Regions from separate parts of the Homo sapiens genome. Here region 2 is linked to region 1. Evidence: chromatin loops called from intact Hi-C (ENCODE). Cell type or tissue: heart right ventricle. All regions are shown on one strand. Each heading gives the region's core, and the rest is flanking DNA. Links, peaks and the distances in the headings are about the cores only.

Region 1 (10,892 bases), core at 2,742-6,741:
GTAAATTTTGGGAGATGCATTCAGACCACAGGAGGAAGGGAAAAGAAAGAGCCCCCAGGTTGAAAGCCAGTTTAGGTTTGAGTCCCAGCCTTTCCCCTTGCTGTGTGACCTGGAGTAAATTCCTCAGCCTCTGTGAGTCTCCCATTCCACCCCAGGATTGTTGTGAAAACACAGTAAGGCAAGCGGGTAAGAAAGCACCCAGCAAGGTGTCAAGTGCCCCACCAGGAGGGGTGGGGTGGCAATTTCCAGCATTGCTTGGAACCAGAATAGCAACGTCTTCTGAGGTTCCAGAATTTGGACTCTGAACCCATTGAGAAGAATGAAATCAACTTTGGCGTCAATCAGCCACTGATTGCCATGTGGCCTGGACGAGTCATCTCATTCAACTTCACTTTCAGCCGGACGCTGTGACTCAGGCCTGTAACCCCAGCACTTTGGGAAGCTGAGGTGGGTGGATCGCTTGAGCCCAGGAGTTAGAGACCAGCCTGGGCAACCTAGCGAAACCTCGTCTCTACAAAAAAATACAAAAAATTAGCTAGGCCTGGTGGCGTGTGCCTGTAGTCCCGGCTACTCAGGAGTCTGAGGTGGGAAGATCCACTGAGCCCAGGAGGTTGAGGCTGCACTCCAGCCTGGGCGACAGGAGTGAAACCCTGTCTCAAAAAGTTAAAAAAAAAAAAAAAAAGGAAAATATTTTAGAAAAAGAAAAACAAATTAATTTTTCTCATTTGTAAAATGGGGGTGATTCCAGGGCCTGCTCCAAAGGGAATGAAACAAAGTTCAGGAGCGGTGGCTCATACCTATAATCCCAGTACTTTGGGAGGCCAAGGTAGGAGGATTGCTTCAACCCAGGAGGTTGAGACCAGCTTGGGCCACATAGTGAGACCCCTGTCTCTACAAAAAAAAAAAAAAAAAAATTAGCCTGGCATGGTGGCACATGCCTGTATTCCCTACTCAGGAGGCTGAGACAGGAGGATCACCTGAGCCCAGGAGTTTGATGCTGCAGTGAGCTATGATTACACCACTGCACTCCAGCCCGGGGGACACAGCGAGACCCTGTCTCAAAAAACAAGAGAATGAAGCATCCTGCAGGAGCCCTGGCTCGATGCCTGGTAGCCACTATAAATAAAGAAGAACCAGCAGGCTGTGTGGATGCAAGGCCCAGTGCTCCCCTGTTCTCTGAGGAGGGGGGCATTAAGCACCCTGGGGCCCCACGATGGGCAGCAAGAGTTTGCCGAGGGAGGAAAGCCCACCGGTGGAGTGGGCAGAGGGGTTGGTGTGTGGACTTCTGGAGCCTCAGGAGGAAGGGTGCGGGTTCCCCTGGCTGCAGACGTCCCTGAGGCTGCCCTGCCTCCCCCAGGAGAGACCTTCCTGCCCTACTACACGGGCCGCGCCATTGATGGCATCGTCATCCAGAAAAGCATGGATCAGTTCAGCACGGCTGTCGTCATCGTGTGCCTGCTGGCCATTGGCAGGTAGCTGGCTCAACCCCCACGCCCTGCCCCGCACACCCCGACCTGCACCAGGGAGGGAAGGGAGGGCCTGTTCCTAAGGAAGACAGGGGCCAGGGAGGCCCTGGAAATGCCCCTGGTGGGCCTGTCCCTCAGCTGGTCACCCTGGGAACCGGCTTCCACACTGTCTTAGAGCACCCTAGAACCACACCCTCTGGTCCCTGAAAAGGGCTTCAGTCCTCAGGGTTCCCTGCTCACCCTCCCTGGCTGTTTTCCAAGTAGGAATCTGGTCCCAAACAGAACCGGCTTTGTCTGAGCTGTTCTGGAAGGAAGAGGGTCTGGCTGGCACATTTGGGTCTCTTGTCCCACAACTGTCCCCTTTGCCCTCACCTTGAGGGGGGCTCCCACTGGGAATGAGGGGGACCCCGCAGGGATGCCAGCCCTGGAGTGGGGCTGCGGTGGGGCTCCCAGGCCTGCCGGCAGCGGGAGGGGGCAGCCGGGTGTGGTCACTGGTCTGGAAGGACATCGTGCTATAATATCTCTTATCTGCAATTAGCTCATTTGCCGCAGGTATTCGGGGCGGCATTTTTACCCTCATATTTGCCAGACTGAACATTCGCCTTCGAAACTGTCTCTTCCGCTCACTGGTGTCCCAGGAGACAAGCTTCTTTGATGAGAACCGCACAGGTTGGTCCTTCCAGTGCCCTAGGTGTCCTGGGGGCTGGGCCCCACCCCTGTGGGCTTGCCTGGCACTGAGGAATGAAATGGGCGTGTGGGTGGTCTCAGCCCTCTGTCTTCTCCTCCTGCTGTTAGTTCAGGCTGGGAACACCCTGGGCTTGGCCTGTGTCCTGGGAGCTGGCTTGCTCACTGAGGTTTTGGTGTGGGCTGCGGCCTCTGTGGGGCCCAGGCCAGGCCACCCGAGGTCCCTGCAGGAGCCAAGGCCTTGCTTTCCATTGCCCCATGGAAACCACCAGGTCCAGGACTACCCACGCCTGTGGCCGACAGAGACCCTGCTCCCATGGGGGTCAGCAGGTGAGGGCCAGGGGCCACAACGGGGAAGACGATAGAATATCCACCAAGATCCAAGCTCTGAGAGACACCGGCCTGGGTCGAAGCCCTGGTTCCTCCACTCACGAACTTCACCTCTCTGATCCTCTGTTTTCTTGTCTGTAAAATGGGAACACGGATAGTAGCCACCCCATGGGGTCCTTACACAGCTCTTAGCACAATGTCCAACTTAGGTAAGAAGTGTCTGCGCTTTCCTGCCCGCCACCAGCCAGGTTGTTATTTCCCTAGAAGGGAAGAGGAGTTACCCCCTCTGCCAGTGACAGGGAGGAGACATGGGTTTGAAGTCTGGCTCAGTCACGGACAGGCTGTGTGACTCTACGGGGGCCTTCCTGTTCTGAGCCCCAGCCTCCTCCGCTGTACAGCGGGATGTCATGAAGCTTAAGCAAGATGCTGATGACTGGGATTGGCTCAGAGTAGCCCTCGAGGGGTATCTGCTCTTCTCCCCCACCCCCCAACCCCGCCCACAGGTAGGGAGGCCCGGCTTCCCAGTGTCTGTCTCAGAGGCCCCTTAGCATCCCCCACCGCCACCCCCAAGGCCCGGGTTGCTGTGGTGAGAGCTGAGCCGCGTGTGTTCCAGGGGACCTCATCTCCCGCCTGACCTCGGACACCACCATGGTCAGCGACCTGGTCTCCCAGAACATCAATGTCTTCCTGCGGAACACAGTCAAGGTCACGGGCGTGGTGGTCTTCATGTTCAGCCTCTCATGGCAGCTCTCCTTGGTCACCTTCATGGGCTTCCCCATCATCATGATGGTGTCCAACATCTACGGCAAGTACTACAAGGTAGGCCTGCCCTGTCTCTGCTGGGGACTGTGCACCCTGGCAGCCCCCAAACATCCCCTTAGGAGGGGCTCAGGGGGCCACTAAGGGCTAGTGAAGGACAGGTCTTGAGGCTGTGTTTGCATTCATTCATTCATTTCTTCGCTCATTCAATAAATAATTATTGACCACCTGCTATGTCCCAGGCACTGGGATACATCAGTGAAAAAGACAAGGCCCCTGCCTTCCTGGAACTTGTATCTAGTGTCAGAGACAGATACTAGGTACCAACAGCATAAAGAATGAGAATCCACAATACAGTAAAAGATGGTCAGTGCTAAGGAGAAACATGAAGTGAGCAGAGGGATTGGGAGCATTGGGTGTAGCTGCAATTTTAAATTGGATTTACTGGCTGGGCCCGGTGGCTCATGCCTGTAATCCCAGAACTTTGGGAGGCACAGGCAGGAGGACCACTTGAGCCTAGGAGTTCGAGACAAGATTGGACAATATAGCAAGACCCCATCTCTACAAAAAAAAATTTTTTTTAGTTAGCTGGGCTTGGTGGCGCATGCCTGTGGTCCCAGCTACCTGGGATGCTGAGGTGGAGGATCGCCTGAGCCCAGGAGGTCGAGGCTGTAGTGAGCAATGATCGTGCCACTATACTCTAGCCTGGGTGACACAGCAAGACCCTGTCTCTAAAATGAATGAATAAATACAAGTTAAATAGGTCTTGCTGAGAAGGGGACATCTGAATAAGGGTCTGAAGGAGGCGGGCATCTTGGGAGGTATGTGCTGAGCAGAGGGCACAGCCAGTGAAAAGGCCCTGGGTTGGAACGTGCCTGGTGTGTATGTGGGGGTGGTGCGGGCCCGCTGTGATGCCATCGCGGGCCCGCTGTGATGCCATCATGGGCAGGCTGCTGTCCCCTCTGGCCACCCCACGGCACTGCTTCTGCTTCCGAGCTAGGGCCGTGAGCCAGGTTTGACCTCACCCTCCTCCTGCTTCCTGAATGGGCGGGTGCCCCCGAGCCCTAAGGGACAGACAGGCTGGGTTCAGACAGGCAGGGCTGTGACCCTGTGACAGGTACAGGCAACCCCCTCACAGTCACCCAGGCCCACGTGGGGTACTTCTAGAGCAGGGGCTTGGATGCATGACGGCCTCCAGGTGGTGCCGGGTAAGTCATTGTCGCAGCTCCATTGGAGCCTTTGGTGTTGGTGACCTGAGACCAGGGTAGCAAAGGAAGCCATCTCCCACCCAGCCCCCGGTGAGGCCACTCCCCACAGTCTTCTCCAGCCACACAGGTAGGACCTCTTCCCGAAGTTCCTGGTCACGAGCCTCCCCACCGTCCTCACTGAGATGAGAAAGTAAATCTATTCTTTAGAGTCTGAGCCATTTCTGGCACGCTGCTCCCCACCCCTTGCTTCCGGCCTTCCCACCAGCCCCTGGGATGGAGCAAGAAACCCTGGAGCTCCCCCTCAGCCCCCACCTCTGTGTGCACTGCAGGCCCTGCCTTTTAGTTCAGCTAAGGGAGGCCTCAGGAAGGCTCTGTTTGGGTTTTCCACCCCATGCCTGAATGTGTTGTGTGTAGCCAGCGAGTCATCTCCACAAACCACACACACCGCCCATGGCCAAACATGACTCAGGCACCCTGCATGCTTCCTGCGGCTGGGGCGTGACACATGGTCATGGGACATGCCAGTGCATGCTCCTGTCCTGGACTCTCAGGCAGCCTTCCTGGCTGGCTTGAGAATCAGCATAGTGACTCCTGCAAAGTGTGAACAGCTCCACCCAGGGGCCTCTTCCAGGACTCTGGTGAACAGCAGCCTGATGGCCGCACACTTGGGACCACTTTTCAGCTCTGCCTGTGGTGACATGCACATGGTGTGGGCAGATTTCACAACCCATGGCCCCTGCCACCATGTAGAACTTGGCTGGGAGTTCTGGAATCTCTTTATCAACCCTCAGGCTCTAACATAATTTATGTTGATGATGTAAATGGTGCCCCTTTAATAGTTGGTGTTTCTTAAATAGTGTACAACCTGAACAACCGTCCAAGGCATCCCCTGCTCTTCCAGCACAGGGTCAGGTGTTGAGGCCCCTTTTCTGAAAGGATTACCAAAAACTGTCCAGTCATGAATAGCCTCTTTTGAATACTGGGGATGACTTAACGATCAGCACCGTGCCCTATCCTTCAGGAGCTGAAACCATTGCCCCAAGAGCCTCTCTGGAGTTGACTACCTGAGTGTGTCAAATTGAGCCAGAAGGGGATGGGGGAGAAAGGGCTAGATCTTGTCTTTTTGTCCTAGGAACCTCTTGCATATAGCTGGTGCCAGCGAAGGGTGGAAAAACCCAGAGAGGCCTGGGGGCTCCAGTACATAGTGAGGCTGTTTTGGGGTCTTCTCCTTCTTGTCCCCCTCCTGTCCATAGAGGCTCTCCAAAGAGGTCCAGAATGCCCTGGCCAGAGCGAGCAACACGGCGGAGGAGACCATCAGTGCCATGAAGACTGTCCGGAGCTTCGCCAATGAGGAGGAGGAGGCAGAGGTGTACCTGCGGAAGCTGCAGCAGGTGTACAAGCTGAACAGGAAGGAGGCAGCTGCCTACATGTACTACGTCTGGGGCAGCGGGGTACGTGCCCCTGGCCAGGCAGCTCTGGCTGTGGAGGGATGGGATGCAAAGATGGGGGAAGCCCTCGATCTAGGACATCAGTCCTGCATGTTGGTGTCAAGCTGGTGGAGAATCTGTCTGTCTTTCTTTTTTTTTTTTTTTTTTTTTGAGACAGAGCCTCACTCTGTCACCCAGGCTGGAGTGCAGTGGCACCATCTCAGCTCACTGCAACCTCCGCCTCCTGGGTTCAAGCGATTCTCCTGCCTCAGCCTCCTGCATAGCTGGGACCACAGGCGCCCGCCACCATGCCTGGCTAATTTTTGTATTTTTGGTAGAGACGGGGTTTCACTATCTTGGCCAGGCTGGTCTCGAACTCCTGAGCTCAGGTGATCCACCCGCATCAGCCTCCCAAAGTGCTGGGATTACAGGCGTGAGCCACCGCGCCCTGCTGAGAATCTTTCCCAGAAGCAAGGCTGCCCCTCTCCCAGTCACCTGACGTGGGGTGGCAGGGTGGGAGCTTTCTTTTCCCAGCTGGGGAAACATCCTTGCTGAGGTGGGGAGTCAGCAGGTCCCTAGGCCACTTTCGGGCAGGTCTCATGTCACAGCCACACACACTCCCGACAGTGTCTGGCACACTCCCGGGAGTGCGTCACAGCCTCTCCTTGGAGGATGGGGAGCACTTGGATCATGTCACTGCTACACTGGACACACATGGGAGGTGGGCAGGTCAGGGCATAGCTGCGGAGGAATGAGGAGGGTTTGGAGTGAGAGGGAGGAGGGAGCTGGTGGTCTACAGGGGAGCCAGGGGAAAGAGGATATCTGGGACTTCCTGGTGCTGCCACCTCCCAAAAGTATCAGCCAAGGAGGAGAGGAGGGGCTAAGGTCCAGCTCAGCTAGCTGAGCCTCTTAGCAATCCGTCTGCTGGCAGGGGGTGCCTTTGCAGCTTCCACCAAGGCACGGTGGTCCAGACAGCAGCCTAGTTCTGGCTGGGCATGAGGAGGACAGATGGAGTCCCTGACTAGGGTGTGGGCTGCCATGGGTACTCAGACTCCACTCCCTTCCCAGATGCCCCCCAGGCACAGGAGGAAGGCATGGGCGCTCCCATCACAGCCCCTTCTTCACGGAACCCCACTGGGGGAGGAGACAGAGAGCTCACTGTGTGACCTTAGCCAGGGCACTTGCCCTCTCTGAGTCATGCTCTTCCCCATGAGGAGGACGAATAGTTCCCAGGTGGCCAAGCTGAGGAGCCTGGGGGTGGCATGTGTGTGCCAGGACCTCACAAAGAAAGCCTTGTTCTGTGGCCAAGCCCACAGCCTGCTCCAGCTGGAGGCCTCTGTAGGGAAATGCTCGGGGCAGGGGAAGGCATGAGTGACAAGCCTTGGAAGACACCCCTGCCAACGGCCGGCATTTCAGTTTGTGGCTGGGTCTGCCCTCACCTCCCCCTGCAGCCTGGGATGGGTCAGGGAATGGGGATGGTGGGGGATCTAAGGTCCCCTCGACCCACATCCCCTCTCCCTCTGCCCCAGCTCACACTGCTGGTGGTCCAGGTCAGCATCCTCTACTACGGGGGCCACCTTGTCATCTCAGGCCAGATGACCAGCGGCAACCTCATCGCCTTCATCATCTACGAGTTTGTCCTGGGAGATTGTATGGAGGTGAGAGGCCAGTGTGTCCGGGGATCCAGAGAGAAGGGAGGAGTTTGGGGAAGAGGGATCTTAACAGGGTGGGGGCGGGGCTCCAGGGACTCTGACAATGTGGTATTTCTCTCTAAGGTAAGTAGGGGAGACAGCATGATCATATCAAGAATGATAATACTAGGCAGGGCGTGGTGGCTCACGCCTATAATCCCAGAACTTTGGGAGGCGGAGGCGGGTGGATCACTTGAGGTCAGGAGTTCGAGACCAGCCTGGCCAACATGGTGAAACCCCATCTCTACTGAAAACACAAAAATTAGCCAAGCGTGTTGGTGGGTACCTGTAATCCCAGCTACTTGAGAGGAGAATTGCTTGAACCCTGGAGGCAGAGGTTGCAGTGAGCTGAGATCGCACCACTGTACTCCAGCCTGGGTGACAGAGCGAGACTCCGTCTTGATAAATAAATAGGCAAGCCGAGTATGGTGGCATGTGCCTGTAATCCCAGGTCCTCAGGAGGCTGAGGCTAGAGAATCGCTTGAGCCTGGGAGGTCAAGGCCGCAGTGAGCCGTGATCACGCCACTGCACTCCAGGCTGGACGACAGAGAGAGACCGTGTCTCAAAAAGAAAGAAAGGGCCAGGTGCGGTGGCTCACACCTCAGGAGGCCGAGGCAGGAGAATCGCTTGAACCCGGGAGGCAGAGGTTACAGTGAGCCAAGATCGCGCCACTGCACTCCAGCCTGGGCAACCAAAGCGAAACTCCATCTCAAAAAAAAAAGAAAGAAAGAATGATAATACTACCAACAAGTGACAGCAACACCCTTTAGGGACAGAGGTGATTTCAGAAAATGGTCTTAACAGCTCTGTGAGAAATTGAAGTGATGAAAAGAAAACTGAACCTGAGCGGTGGAGTGACTCGTCCATCACATTTGCTCGGGAACGGGGCTCAGGGCCAGCCGGGCCTGACTTCCTCCCAGCCTACTTCCAGCGTAGTGCCTCGGAAATGCAAGGGTGTTTTAGATTGTCTTGATTTTGGTTTCCGCACAAGCAGATCCTGAGACAGAATTGGCGTGCAACGGATTTGTTTGGGAGGTGATCTCAGGAAACGGGGGTGGGAGTGGAAAGTGAGACGTGGAAGGAAGGAAGTCAGCAGAGTGAGTTGTGGAGCCAGTTACCAGTGTGGGCAACTGAGGTGGGATCCTTCTAGCGGACAGGGTAGGACACCAGCACCAGAGTCATCCCATCTGAGGGCCAGGGAGCTGGGGTGTTTACACCCAAGCTGCCATCAGCCATTGCTCAAGGTCAGCCTGGAGTGAGGGTGTTAATTCTCTTGTCTGCCTCGCTCCCACAAAAAAGCCCGCAGCCCGCAGGCAGTAAGAGATTGGGCCTTTGTGTGCTGCGCTGACAAAGGCTCAAGGATGTTGGTGGGGTGTTCCTAGCATCTGCTACTCAGGCCATTGCATCTGCTGGAGAATCACACCTGCCATATTATTTGACTCAGCAGTAAATCTGCCCCTAGGAATCCATGCTTCAAGAGTACTCACAGCAGTGGGCGAAGATGTATGTCCAGAGATGTTCAGTGCAGTGTTGTTTATTTATTATCATTACTATTTGAGACAGTCTCACATTGTCACCCAGGCTGGGGTGCAGTGGTGCTTTCATGACTCACTGCAGCCTTGACCTCCTGGACTCAAGTGATCTTCCCACCTTAGCCACTTGAGTAGCTGGGGTTACAGTCACATGCCACCACACCCAGCTAATGTTTTTCTTTTTAGGTTTTTTTTTTTTTTTTTTTTGAGATGGAGTCTTGCTCTGTCGCCCAGGCTGGAGTACAGTGGTGCAATCTTGGCTCACCGCAACCCCTGCCTCCCGGGTTCAAGCTATTCTCCTGCCTCATCCTCCCCAGTAGCTGGGACTACAGGCATGCACCACCATGCCCAGCTAATTTTTGTACTTTTAGTACAAAATTTAGTACAAAATTGTATTTTCAGTAGAAATGGGGTTGCACCATGTTGGCCAGGCTGATCTCGAACTTCTGACCTCAAATGATCCGCCTGCCTCCGCCTCCCAAAGTGCTGGGATTACAGGTGTGAGCCACTGTGCCCGGCCAGCTCTGGGGTTTTAGGTGTTTACTACCGGCTGTTGCTGTTGTCTTCACAGTAACAGGACACAGATGCCGATATCACCCCCTTATCACCAATGAGGACATTCAGCACCTAAGAGCCTGAACTCAGGAGACAGATGGGCCTGGATTCAAATCCTGGCTCTGCCACTTCTAGGCTCTGTGACCTGGGCCAAGTTACTTGAGCCCTCTGTGCCTGAGATTCCTCATCAGTAAAAAAGGAGATAATGTTAGAACCTACCTCCTAACATACAGAGCATGCTTGGCCGGACGCAGTGGCCCACACCTGTAATCCCAGCACTTTGGGAGGCTGAGGCAGGCGGATTCCTTGAGCTCAGAAGTTCGAGACCAGCCTGGGCAACATGGTGCAACCCCATTTCTACTGAAAATACAAAAAATTAACTGGGCTTAGTAGTGGCTCATGCCTGTGGTCCCAGCTACTCAGGAGTCTGAGGTTGGAGAATTGCTTGAACCCGGGAGGCAGAAGTTGCAGTGAGCAAGATCACACCACTGCACTCCAGCCTGGGTAACAGAGTGAGACCCTCCTCTCAAAAAAAATAAATAGAGAATACTTAAGAAAATGGGCCGTTATTATGATTTACATTCATATTCTATGTATTTTTACCCAAGGAGAATATATTTATTTATAGTACACATTAAGACCCATTTTGAAAATTGAAATCAAGCCATGTCTGGTGACTCATGCCTGTAATCCCAGCACTTTGGGAGGGTGAGGTGGGCGGATCACTTAAGGTCAGGAGTTTGAGACCAGCCTGGCCAGTGTGGTGAAACCCTGTCTCTACTAAAAATACAAATATTATCTGGGCGTGGTGGCGAGTACCTGTAATCCCAGCTACTCTGGAGGCTGAGGCAGGAGAATCACTTGACTTGGGAGGCGGAGGGTGCAGTGAGCCAAGATTGCACCAATGCACTCCAGCCTGGGCGACAGAGGGAGACTCCATCTTAAAAAAAAAAAAAAAAAGCTATGCTATCGCAATTGAAAGATCAAGGCTGGATTCCCACTGTGCCACACCCCTGCCGGTTCCTTCGCTTCCATCTGCTCCTGTGGGGATGATGGCACCCACTCAGCTGGATGGCCGGTAGAGTGCTAGTGATGCTGCTGTCCTCAGCTCCCCTTACTGTCGTTATCTAATGCACCAGTGGGTGGTCAGGTGGCCTCCTGCATCTCCCCGCCAGAACTCCTTGCTTTCCCTATACCTGCCTCCTCTCTAGTAGCAGGGGTGGGTCCCAGGAGTCGGGTA
Region 2 (10,892 bases), core at 2,705-6,704, 150 kb after region 1:
AAGTCATAACAACTGGTTTTGTTTTTAAACAAAACCTTTGCCTCAGAAGCCGTCCTCAGTATAAACACATCCCTGGAACCTAATAGAGCCTCTATAATTAAAGACTCAACAGTCCATGCTGTGATGAAAAGAGGGAACCATTGGTCCTAAGGAAGATTTCTGTTAGCAAACATGCCTTTTGGATTAATAGTAGGTATGGCGTGGCTTCCATCACCCTTTGTATTTCCAAATACTGGCATGCATGCTCCGTGGGTGTTTACAGATGTGAACGTTACTCACCTTGCCGGGGAGTCATGTTGTGTGCCACAGATGCTTTCTGAACAGGTGCACCCAGATTTGAGGCGGACAATTCTCTGCATTTTGGAAGGCTTGAAAATACTCATCCACTCCACGTCAGACATGTGGCCTGGGGCTTCAATTATGAAGTTACTCGGGTGGCAGCACTTGGAGTCACACATGCCACTTTCGCCCAGACAGGCTTCATTTTTCTGGCAGCATGAGATTTCGGACCTTTCCATCTGATCTTGACATTCTACATCCAGCTTTTCTGGATGTTTTGAACTTGGACAGTTGGTCAGGCCCAGGTAAACACTGACATCATGCCACTGCTTCTCATCAGATAAAGTGGGTGTTTCTGAGGGTTGTTTTCCTTCGTTCTGAACCCCAGTGCCATGACATTTTGGTGATTTTGTGTGGATCTTGCACAATGTAATTTTGTTTTCGGGTTCAATCTGGGTTTTTCCTCCCAGAGACCAAGGGAGGTTGTGTTTCTCTACTAAGTCTTTGGTGAATATGGATGACAGCGTAATTACACTTTTCTCCCCAAACACAGTATCGATCTGTTGTTTCTTCTCTTTGCATTCATCGCAAGAGCTCTTGTCTGACCTATTTTGCTGAACCAACATGGCTTCAAATTTCTGGTCCTTAAACAGTGACTTCTGATTTTTTTCCCTCTTAATATCGACTTTTGGGTGGTTATTTTCAAGGTCTGATAAACACATGTCTCTGCTATGGTGGCATTAGAAAAAAAATGGAGGTTATAAGATATACTTGATGCTATCATTCTAAACATTTCACCCAAAACTCAGTAGAGCTAAATCCCAATGAGACTCGTTTGTCTGAACCTCAGAGCCCAATTCCAGCCCGACCTTCTCCAGGAATCCTTTCTGACCACAAAGCCCACATTCCCTTTTCCATCCTCCTCTTATTGCACTTACTGTCTACATGAGAAAAAAAGAATACTGCAGAAATGTGACAAAACCTTTTAATAAATCTTCCTTTAAAATTTTTCATGTCACTTGTATTCAGGTATTCTAATCTGCATCATTCTGATATCTTAGGAAATACAACTCTCTCTTTCCATAATGCTATAAACTATTTTATGCTTAAAAAAAATTTTTTTTGAGGCCGGGTGCAGTGGCTCACGCCTGTAATCCCGGTACTTTGGGAGGCTGAGGCGGGTGGATCACCTGAGGTCAGGAGTTCGAGACCCAGCCTGACCAACATGGAGAAACCCCATCTACTAAATATACAAAAATTAGCCGGGCGTGGTGGCGCAGGCCTGTATTCCCAGCTACTTGGGAGGCTGAGGCAAGAGAATTGCTTGAACCTGGGAGGTGGAGGTTGCAGTGAGCTGAGATCGCGCCATTGGCACTCCAGTCTGGGTGACAAGAGTGAAACTCCATCTCAAAAAAAAAAAAAAAATTTTTTTTTTATAGAGACAGGGTCTTGCTATGTTGCCTAGGCTGCTCTTGAACTCCTGGCCTCAAGCAATCCTCCTGCCTTAGCTTCCGAAAGCACTGCAATTACAGGTGTGAGCCATGGCGTCCAGCCTATTTTTAGCTTTTAAGGAATAACCTCAACTCATCTAGTACCTCCTAGAGGCAATGAAGGTCAAAAAGGAGAAAGACAGCCTTCGCAACACGACGAAACCCCATATGTACAAAAAAAAAAAAAAAAAAAAAAAAGTAGCCGGGCATGGTGGCGCATGCCTGTGGGCCCAGCTACTTACTTGGAAGGCTGAGGTGAGAGGATCGCTTGAACCCAGGAGGTGGAGGTTGCAGTGAGCTGAGGTTGCACCACTGCATGCCAGCCTGGGCAACAGAGCAAGACCCCATCTCAAAAAAAGGAAAAAGAAGAAAGAGCCAGTATGTAAGGGGCTTCTGCCTGCAAGAGAGCTCTGAGTTAGTCTGGTGTCTGGTGGCAGCGGCAGCAGCTAGGACCCAGAGCCACAGGCCACAACCCCTCGCAGAGGGCCCCAAAGGAAAGTGAAGCAAGTGCAGCGGAAAGCAGGGCGGCCCCAGCCACACGCCACACGCCTGGGGTGATCCCTGCAGTGCTGCAGCTACTAAGCCCTGCTGCTCTCAACTCCATTCTCCCAGGGAAAGTCGCTGCTGCAACCCAGTCCAGCCTCCATGGTTCCAAACAGCCATGGGGAGCTTCCCTAATCCCTCTCCCTTTCAAAGACTTCTTGTAAAATTTTGGCTTAGAAAAGTAGACTAAGTTGAGCTGTGGTACAGTTATATGCCTGTTAAATTAAACCACACTTTATATGTTTATATTTTAATTTTACCAAAACCAATTTAATTCCCACACTGCTTGTTGTGGGGATGGGAAGATGTTTCCTATTAATAAGGCAAGCAGGAAAATCCAGTTAAGGGCACAGATCACCCTCGGTGGAGTGGGGCTCCTACTCAGTAATCAATGCATTCCTTGGCATTACTTCTTTTGGGCGAGTGCCATGCCCTATATACCTACATGTGCCCAAGTCCTAGCCTAGTGTCCAAACACTGAATGCTGGATGGATGGATGGACGGATGGATGGATGGATGGATGAATGAATGATTCATCTCTGTAGTGTCTATTCTAGCTCAAAGCCTTCTACACAACAGAAGGGAAAATCAGGTTAAATAAATTTACTTCTATCCAGTGGCTAAATCAGGATCATGACTAAAATTCTTAGATTGGGTCTTCCTGCGACTGAGGATTATGACAATCATTATTAGCTCACACACATTTATTGTATTTATTTATTATTTATTTATTTATTTTTCATACGGAGTCTCACTCTGTCACCCAGGCTGAAGTGCAGTGGCGCAATCTCAGCTCACTGCAACCTCTGCCTCCCGGGTTCCAGCAATCCTCCTGCCTCAGCCTGCCGAATAGCTGGGACTACAGGCGCCTGCCACCATGCCTGGCTAATTTTTTTGTATTTTTAGTACAGATGGGGCTTCACCGTGTTAGCCAGGATGGTCTCGATCTCCTGACCTCGTGATCCACCTGCCTCGGCCTCCCAAAGTGCTGGGATTACAGGCATGAGCCACCGCGCCAGGCCTATTTATTTATTTTTTGAGACGGAGTTTGGCTCTTGTCACGCAGGCTGGAGTGCAATGGCGCGATCTCGGCTCACTGCAACCTCCACCTCCGGGGTTCAAGTGATTCTCCTGCCTCAGCCTCCCAAGTAGCTGGGATTACATATACCCGCGAACACGCCCAGCTAATTTTTATATTTTTATTTATTTATTTATTTTGAAACAGAATCTTGCTCTGTTACCAGGCTGGAGTGCAGTGGCGTGATCTCGGCTCACTGCAACCTCCACCTCCCAGGTTCAAGCGATTCTCGTGCCTCAGCCTTGCAAGTAGCTGGGACTACAGGCATGAGCCACTATGCCTGGCTAATGTTTGTATTTTTAGTAGAGATGGGGTTTCACCATGTTGGCCAGGCTGGTCTCGAACTCCTGACCTCAGGTGACCCACCTGCCTTGGCCTCCCAAAGTGCTGGGATTACAGGTGTGAGGCACCGTGCCCGGCCACATTTATTTCCTACCATATGGGGAATAGTAGTCAGTACTGGCCAACAGTAAGTGCGCAGTAAATACTGGCTGATGGAATATAATACAAGATCATATTAATTGCATCTTGCTAAGATTACCTGGAGTCCAGAGCCTTTGATTCCTCCATCTTTGAGTCATACATCTGTATTAATTCCTGAGAATTTTCCACATTGAAATTAAGAAACTGCAGATCACTCTGTTGTTTTACATAAATCTGTCATAGATATTGACAAATCAACATGAAATGTAATAACAAAACTAAACTGAACCAACAATTTGGCACTTTCCCTGAAACAGTTCACAAATCCTAAAACAGGTCAGATAGTTACTAGAGAAATATGCTAAATATGTCTGCTTTTAATTTTCCTTTGTTAGCACTAAGATTTGCTAGGATAGCTGGGCTCCCAGCCTTTGATCACCACAAGCAAGACCTATTTGCTATACTAAACATGATATACAGGCTGGGTGCGCTGGTTCACGCCTGTAATCCCAGCACTTTGGGAGGCTGAGGTGGGCGGGTCATGAGGTCAGGAGTTCGAGACCAGCCTGGCCAACACAGTAAAACCCTGTCTCTACTAAAAATACAAAAAATTGGCTGGGCGTGGTGGTGGGCACATGTAATCCCAGCTACTTGGGAGGCTGAGGCAGGAGGATCGCTTGTAACTAGGAGGTGGAGGTTGCAGTGAGCCGAGATCAGGCCATTGCACCCCAGCCCGGTTGACAGTGCGAGACTCCGTCTCAAAAAAATAATAATAATAAAAATAAATAAACATGATATACAACTAATGTAGTTAGGATTCCAAATCACCAATTAAACAAAATCGACGGGCATACATTTTTCCTAATTTGCTATTTGTTTACAAACATTTCTTATGTGACAGAGAAGGATGATTGGGGACATACCTGTCTCAGATTGTGCAGTTCTGAATTTGTGCGTTCTTGCTTTGACTTCGCAATATTAAGCAATTCATCTTTCCTCTTTTCTCTCTCTACTATTTAAGAACAAGTATTATTAACATTTTTCATCAGCTATAGCCACACAAACCTCTCCATTTCCAACAATTTAATGCTCAGCTAACATTTTTGTTGTTGTTGTTCCTGTACTTAAAAATAGCAGAATGGGCTGAACGAAGTGGCTCACACCTGTAATTGCAGCACTTTGGGAGGCTGAGGTGGGTAGACCACTTGAGGTCAAGAGTTCGAGACTGGCCTGGCCAACATGGTGAAACCCCATTTCTACTAAAAATACAAATTTAGCCGGGTGTGGTGGTGCCTGCCTGTGGTCCAGCTACTTGGGAGGCTGAGGCAGGAAAATCATTTGAACCTGGGAGGTGGAAGTTGCAGTGAGCAGAGATTGCGCCACTGCACTCCAGCCTGGATGACAAAGTGAGGACTTTGTCTTAAAAAAAAAAAAAAAAAAAGAAGAAGTGATTTGTAGATTCAGGGATTATTTGTCTTTCCTTTTGTGGGGAGATAGAATAAGGATGATTTCCAAATCTCTATACTTAATACATATTACTTCAATTATTTATTTAAAAATTTTAAAAGATAAAATATTTTTAAAAATAGAGATGGGGGTCTCACTATGTTGCCCAAGCTGGTCTTGAACTCCTGTGTTTCACCATGTTAGCCAGGTTGGTCTCGAACTCCTGGCCTCATGTGATCTACCCGCCTCAGCCTCCCAAAATGCTGGGATTACAGGCATGAGCCACCATGCCCGGCCAAAACTGAGACATTTTAACAGTGGAAGTGATATCCGTAGTGCATCTGACTCCGTGGGTCTCAATTCTACATGCCTTTCATGTTAACAGCATCCAAGCAGGGTTTAAATAAACCTGTTTTGTTATATTTCCTAATGTTTAAATAAACCTGTTTTGTTATATTTCCAGCTACTTTGGAGGCTGAGGTGGGAAGATTGCTTGAGCCCAGGAGTTTGAGACCAGCCTGAGTCAACACAGCAAGACACTGTCTCTTAAAAAAAATAAATAAATACTTGTTTTGGATACAGCATGGTCCCTAAACAAAAGCCAACTACTTTACCTGGCCCTCAGAGTAATTTTAAATATATCTGAATGTTGGCCAGTGGGGTTGTCGGGGGGCGGTGGGGGAGGGCAGGTGGTCAAAGAAAAAAAAAATATATGTATATTTGAATGTTGCCTTAATCTCTGATTTCAGAATAATCTACTTTTGCATAAGAGGCAATGCCAATGTAAATATAAATGTTTCCCTAGTCCAGATAGTTTTCTCCATGGCTGGGTTTAGCTGAGAGATCAAAGTGGATTGGGTCTGACTATTTTCACAAGTTGGCCACAGAAAACAGAGGTAAGGAACTCTCTGCTGCTATCTGCCTGAACAAGCAGCCTAAGCTAAAACAATGGGAAGGGACTTAGACGCCTGGAACCTGCTGAATTCTGATCAAGACTCTGCCTTTTACCGCCTGGGAGACCTGAGGCAGACACTCAGTCTATAAGAGCTCACCTACAGGACTGTCAGGACCCACAGAAATGTAAACTAGTATCATTGTTCTCTTTGCAAACTCCTTACTCCTAGTTATGTACAAGCAAAACATGTCCCTCAGCCTATGTAAAAGAACACGCCTGTAATCCCAGCACTTTGGGAGGCCAAGGTGGGCAGATCATGAGGTCAGGAAATCAAGACCATCCTGGCTAACACGGTGAAACCCCATCTCTACTAAAAAATACAAAAAATTAGCTGGGCATGGTGGCGGGCGCCTGTAGTCCCAGCTACTCGGGAGGCTGAGGCAGGAGAATGGCATGAACCCAGGAGGCTGAGCTTGCAGTGAGCCGCGAACACACCACTGCACTCCAGCCTGGGCGACAGCGAGACTCCGTCTCAAAAAAAAAAAGAACTGCATTTTCTACAAGTTTTAAACTTAAAAGTAAAACTTTAAGACATCTTCCAACTTCAAATAAAACATGGTAACATCTGACTGGGTGCGGTGGCTCACACCTGTAATCCTAACACTTTGGGAGGCCGAGGCGGGTGGATTGTCTGAGCTCAAGAGTTCGAGACCAGCCTGGGCAACACAATGAAACCACGTCTCTACTAAAGTACAAAAAATTAGCCAGGTGTCGTGACGTGTGCCTGCAGTCCCAGCTACTCCGGAGGCTGAGGCATGAGAATTGCTTGAACCCAGGAGGCGGAAGTTGAAGTGAGACAAGATCGCACCACTACACTCCAGCCTAGGCGACAGACCAAGACTCCATCTCCGAAAAAAAACAAAAACAAAAAAAATCGTGACATTTAGCCATAGCACTTGACGGCATATTATCATGTTATGCCCTTTAAAAATTCTTTTTTGGGCTTAAGCCAAGCACGATGGCTCATGCCTATAATCTTAGTACTTTGGGAGGCCAAGGCAGGAGGATTATCTGAGGCTAGGAGTTCAAGACCAGCAGCCTGGGCCACATAGCGAGACCCTGCCTCTACTAAAAATAAATAAAATAAAATAAAATTAGCTAGGTGTGATGACACATGCCTGTAGTCCCAGCAACTCAGGAGGCTGAGGTGGCAGGATCACTTGAACCCAGACAGTCGAGGCTGCAGTGAGCTATGATTGCACCACTGCACTCCAGGCTGGGCAACAGAGCAAGACCCTGTCTCTACTAAATAAATAAATTCTTTTGTAGGCTTTGTTCACTTTTATAATTGAAACATGCAAATCTATCAATTGTCTATATTTTGAAAAAGAAGAATAAAACATACAAAAATTGTTTTCAGACAATGGTGTGAGATTGTCTTTAGTTAAGAAGATGTTTAAGGAATCAATTTAGGATGACAGGCATGGTGGCTCATGCCTGTAATCCCAACGCTTTGGGGCTTTGGGAGGCAGAGGTAGGAGGATCTCTTGAGCCCAGCAGTTCCAGACCAGACTGGGCAACATAGTGGAACCTCATCCATACAAAAAATTTAAAAATTAGGCATGTGTGATGGCATGTGCCTGTGGTCCCACCTACCTGGGAGGCTGAGGTGGGAGGATCACTTGAGCCTCAGAGTTTGAGGCTGCAGTGAGCTGCGATTGTACCACTGCACTCCAGCCTGGGTAAAGAAATCTGCTTAGTATATGATAAAAATATTTCACAAAATCGATTTATTATAATATTAGCTAACAAATTCCATGTATTTTACTTAGTAATACATAGTAGAGTGCATGGGTAAAAAGTGATTAATCAAAAAGAAAAGAGACTAACGTATCCTTTAAGCTTTGTTCTTTCCTTTGACCTCCCATAGCATTTTATGCATAGCATTTGTATAGTAGTGAATTCTGTGGGCCTGTGAGCTTCTGAGCATATCGCAGGGCACCTGGCGTACAAATGCTGGTCCAAGGACTGTTTGAATGCAACTGTAAAGCTACAAATATGTGATATCTTTAGCAGCGTTAACGGGTTATCACTACTTGCAGATGCAGCAATCCTAGAAATGGTGAAAATAGTGACCTCTAGTGGCAGAATACCACACTTTCACCCCGATCTTTAATCACAAGAGATTAAAATTAAGAATTCCATTTCACTTAAAACTTCTTAGGTCGGGCATGGTGGCTCGCACCTGTAATCCCAGCATTTTGAGAGGCCGAGGCAAGGGGATCGCTTGATCCCAGGAGCTAGAGACCAGCCTGGGCAACATAGTGAGACCCCTTCTCTGCAAAAAAATTAAAAATTTAGCCAGGCTACTAGGAAGGCCAAGGCGGGAGGATTCCTTGAGTCCAGGAGTTTGAGGCTGTGATGAGCCTCAATTTTTTCCCATTAATTTACAGACAAACTGCATTCCATTCCCTGCCATATTCCTTACCTACCCCCAGTATCTCAGAGTTTCCACTGGTGAAGGCCTACTTCTCCACTCCCAACTGAGAATGACTGACATAGAGAGCTTGTTGACATCCCTGCCAGCCAAGATGATTCTACTGGGCTTTCTTTTCAGTGGTTTGTGTTAGGAAAGTCATTGATTTAGAGGTAAAGTTCCGAAGAGAAAATCATATGAACACTTTTTGGTCTACTGATACCTACCCTCAGTCCCCCTTTTACTAGGGGTACACATTCATTAAAAAACCCCTACTCTGAGCACCCATACAACCATTCTGTTTTTCGCTTTCAGTAAATTACATGATATATTCAACAATTTATTATAAAACAGCCTTTGTGTGAGATGATTTCGTCCAAATGCAGGCTAATGCGAGTGTTCTGTGCATGTTTAAGGCAGGCTAGGCTGAGCTATGCTGGTGGCTGGGTTGGCTTCATTAAATGCATTTTTGACTTGCGAGGGGTTTATCAGAATGTAACCCTGTAAGTCAAGGAGCATCTATGTTATGTTTTTAGTAAGAAGCAGAGTCACACGCTTAAGCTGGAAGGGAGAATAGCTCATTTTACAGAAGAGGAAATAGTGACTGGGAACGGGATGGCAGCATTAACACTCGCTGCTTGGTCCACCATCGGTCCCACAAAGGGTGTTAAAAACAAACAAAAAGGCCTGGCGTGATGGCTCATGCCTGTAATCCCAGCACTTTGCGAGGCTGAGGCGGGCGGATTATCTGAGGCCAGAGTTCGAGATCAGCCTGGCCAACATGGTGAAACCCCGTCTCTACTAAAAATATAAAAATTAGCCGGGCATGGTAGCATGCGCCTGTAATCCCAGCTACTTGGGAGGCTGAGGCAGGAGAACTGCTTGAACCTGGGAGGCAGAGGTTGCAGTGAGCCGAGATCATGCCACTGCATTCCAGCCTGGGCGACAGAGTGAGACTCTGTCTCAGAAAAAAATAAAAATAAAAAAGCCGGGCTCACGCCTGCAATCTCAGCACTTTGGAAGGCCAAGGCCCGTAGATCACTTGAGGTTAGGAGTTCAAGAAGACCAGCCTGACCAATGTGGTGAAACCCCGTCTCTACTAAATATACAAAATTTAGCCGGGCGTGGTGGCTCATACCAGTAACCCCAGCTACTAAGGAGGCTGAGGCAGGAGAATCGCTTGGGCCCGGGAGGCAGAAGTTGCAGTCAGACGAGATTGCACCACTGCACTCCAGCCTGGGTGACAGAGCAAGACCCTGTCTCAAAAAAGACCCTGTCTCAAAAAAAAAAAAAAAAAAACCATTTTGGGAGAGGTATAATTCCTTCAGCCTGTCATCATTGCAAGTCTAGGTTACAAATACATTCGATCATCTGTTTTACCAGTAAAAAGCAATTCATCGTGCAGGCAACTTTTCTCTTGCTTGAGGCGAATGATCTCTTCTCGTTGCTCATTATTTTCTGTCGTCTTTTCATTGAGGTCCTCTTCACAACAGAAGAAAAAGAAAGTCCTCAAATAAATACTAGGTTCCAGTCCTCATATACACACTATGCCTAACTCTCACATCCTCAGCGGCTCCTTCCGGTCCTGATGGATCTATAGACAAAATCTGTTTCACAGCCAACATCTCCACACCTGGCAAGGACCCCTGGTTGGAGGCTTCGCTTGCTCTCATCTGACTGACCTCCCTGCACCAGCCTTGCCTCTCCTGTGACAGCCCAGTGTACACAGAGCAATCTTTTAAAAATCAAAATCTGCCCAGCGCAGTGGCTCACGCCTATAATCCCAGCACTTTGGGAGGCCAAGGCGGACAAACCACTTGAGGCCAGGAGTTCGAGACCAGCCTGGCCAACATGGTGAAACCCCGTCTCTACTAAATATACAAAAATTAGCTGGGTGTGGTGGCACACACCTGCAATCCCAGCTACTCAGGAGCCTGAGGCAGGAAAATCGCTTGAATCCAGGTGGCAGAGGTTGCAGTGAGCTGAGATCACGCCACTGCACTCAACCTGGACAACAGAGTGAGACTCCATCTCAAAAAAAAGTAAAGTAAAATAAAAATAAAGGCCAAGTGCAGTGGCTCACACCTGTAATCCCAACACTTTGGGAGGCTGAGGCGGGTGGATCACCTGAGGTCAGGAGTTCGAAACCAGCCTGGCCAACCTGGTAAAACCCCGTCTCTACTAAAAATACAAAAATTAGCTGGGTGTGGTGGTGGGCGACTGTAATCCCAGCTACTCAGAAGGCTGAGGCAGGAGAATTGC

What was found. Hi-C counts contacts between places; a loop is a spot of excess contacts. Peaks named below come from ENCODE experiments on the same cell type or tissue, not always from the same donor. Only the 100,000 strongest peaks of a DNase experiment are listed, where the experiment ranks them.
Region 2: a loop joins it to region 1, with 4 times the contacts of the local background. A loop is called at or near these places in 93 of 110 quality-filtered maps.

The regions. Positions count from the first base shown.
Region 1 is chr12:122,941,031-122,951,922 of GRCh38, reverse strand. ABCB9 (ATP binding cassette subfamily B member 9) reads left to right here. Exons shown (of 12, transcript NM_019625.4): 3 at 1,358-1,472; 4 at 2,005-2,135; 5 at 3,094-3,299; 6 at 5,701-5,898; 7 at 7,404-7,532. Among named protein-coding and RNA genes, the nearest start is that of ABCB9, 20 kb to the left of the region's middle. RefSeq lists enhancers at 4,642-4,701, 4,772-5,041, 4,564-5,312, 5,943-6,752. In heart right ventricle, for the core only: CTCF peaks have their summits at 4,216 and 5,066; DNase peaks (open chromatin) are centred at 4,322 and 4,922; H3K27ac peaks cover 2,824 bases.
Region 2 is chr12:122,791,240-122,802,131 of GRCh38, reverse strand. CCDC62 (coiled-coil domain containing 62) reads right to left here. Exons shown (of 13, transcript NM_201435.5): 6 at 10,011-10,112; 7 at 4,737-4,825; 8 at 3,932-4,047; 9 at 280-1,008. Among named protein-coding and RNA genes, the nearest start is that of CCDC62, 22 kb to the right of the region's middle. RefSeq lists a silencer at 6,184-6,384. In heart right ventricle, for the core only: no CTCF peak of the experiment used is centred there; no DNase peak of the experiment used is centred there.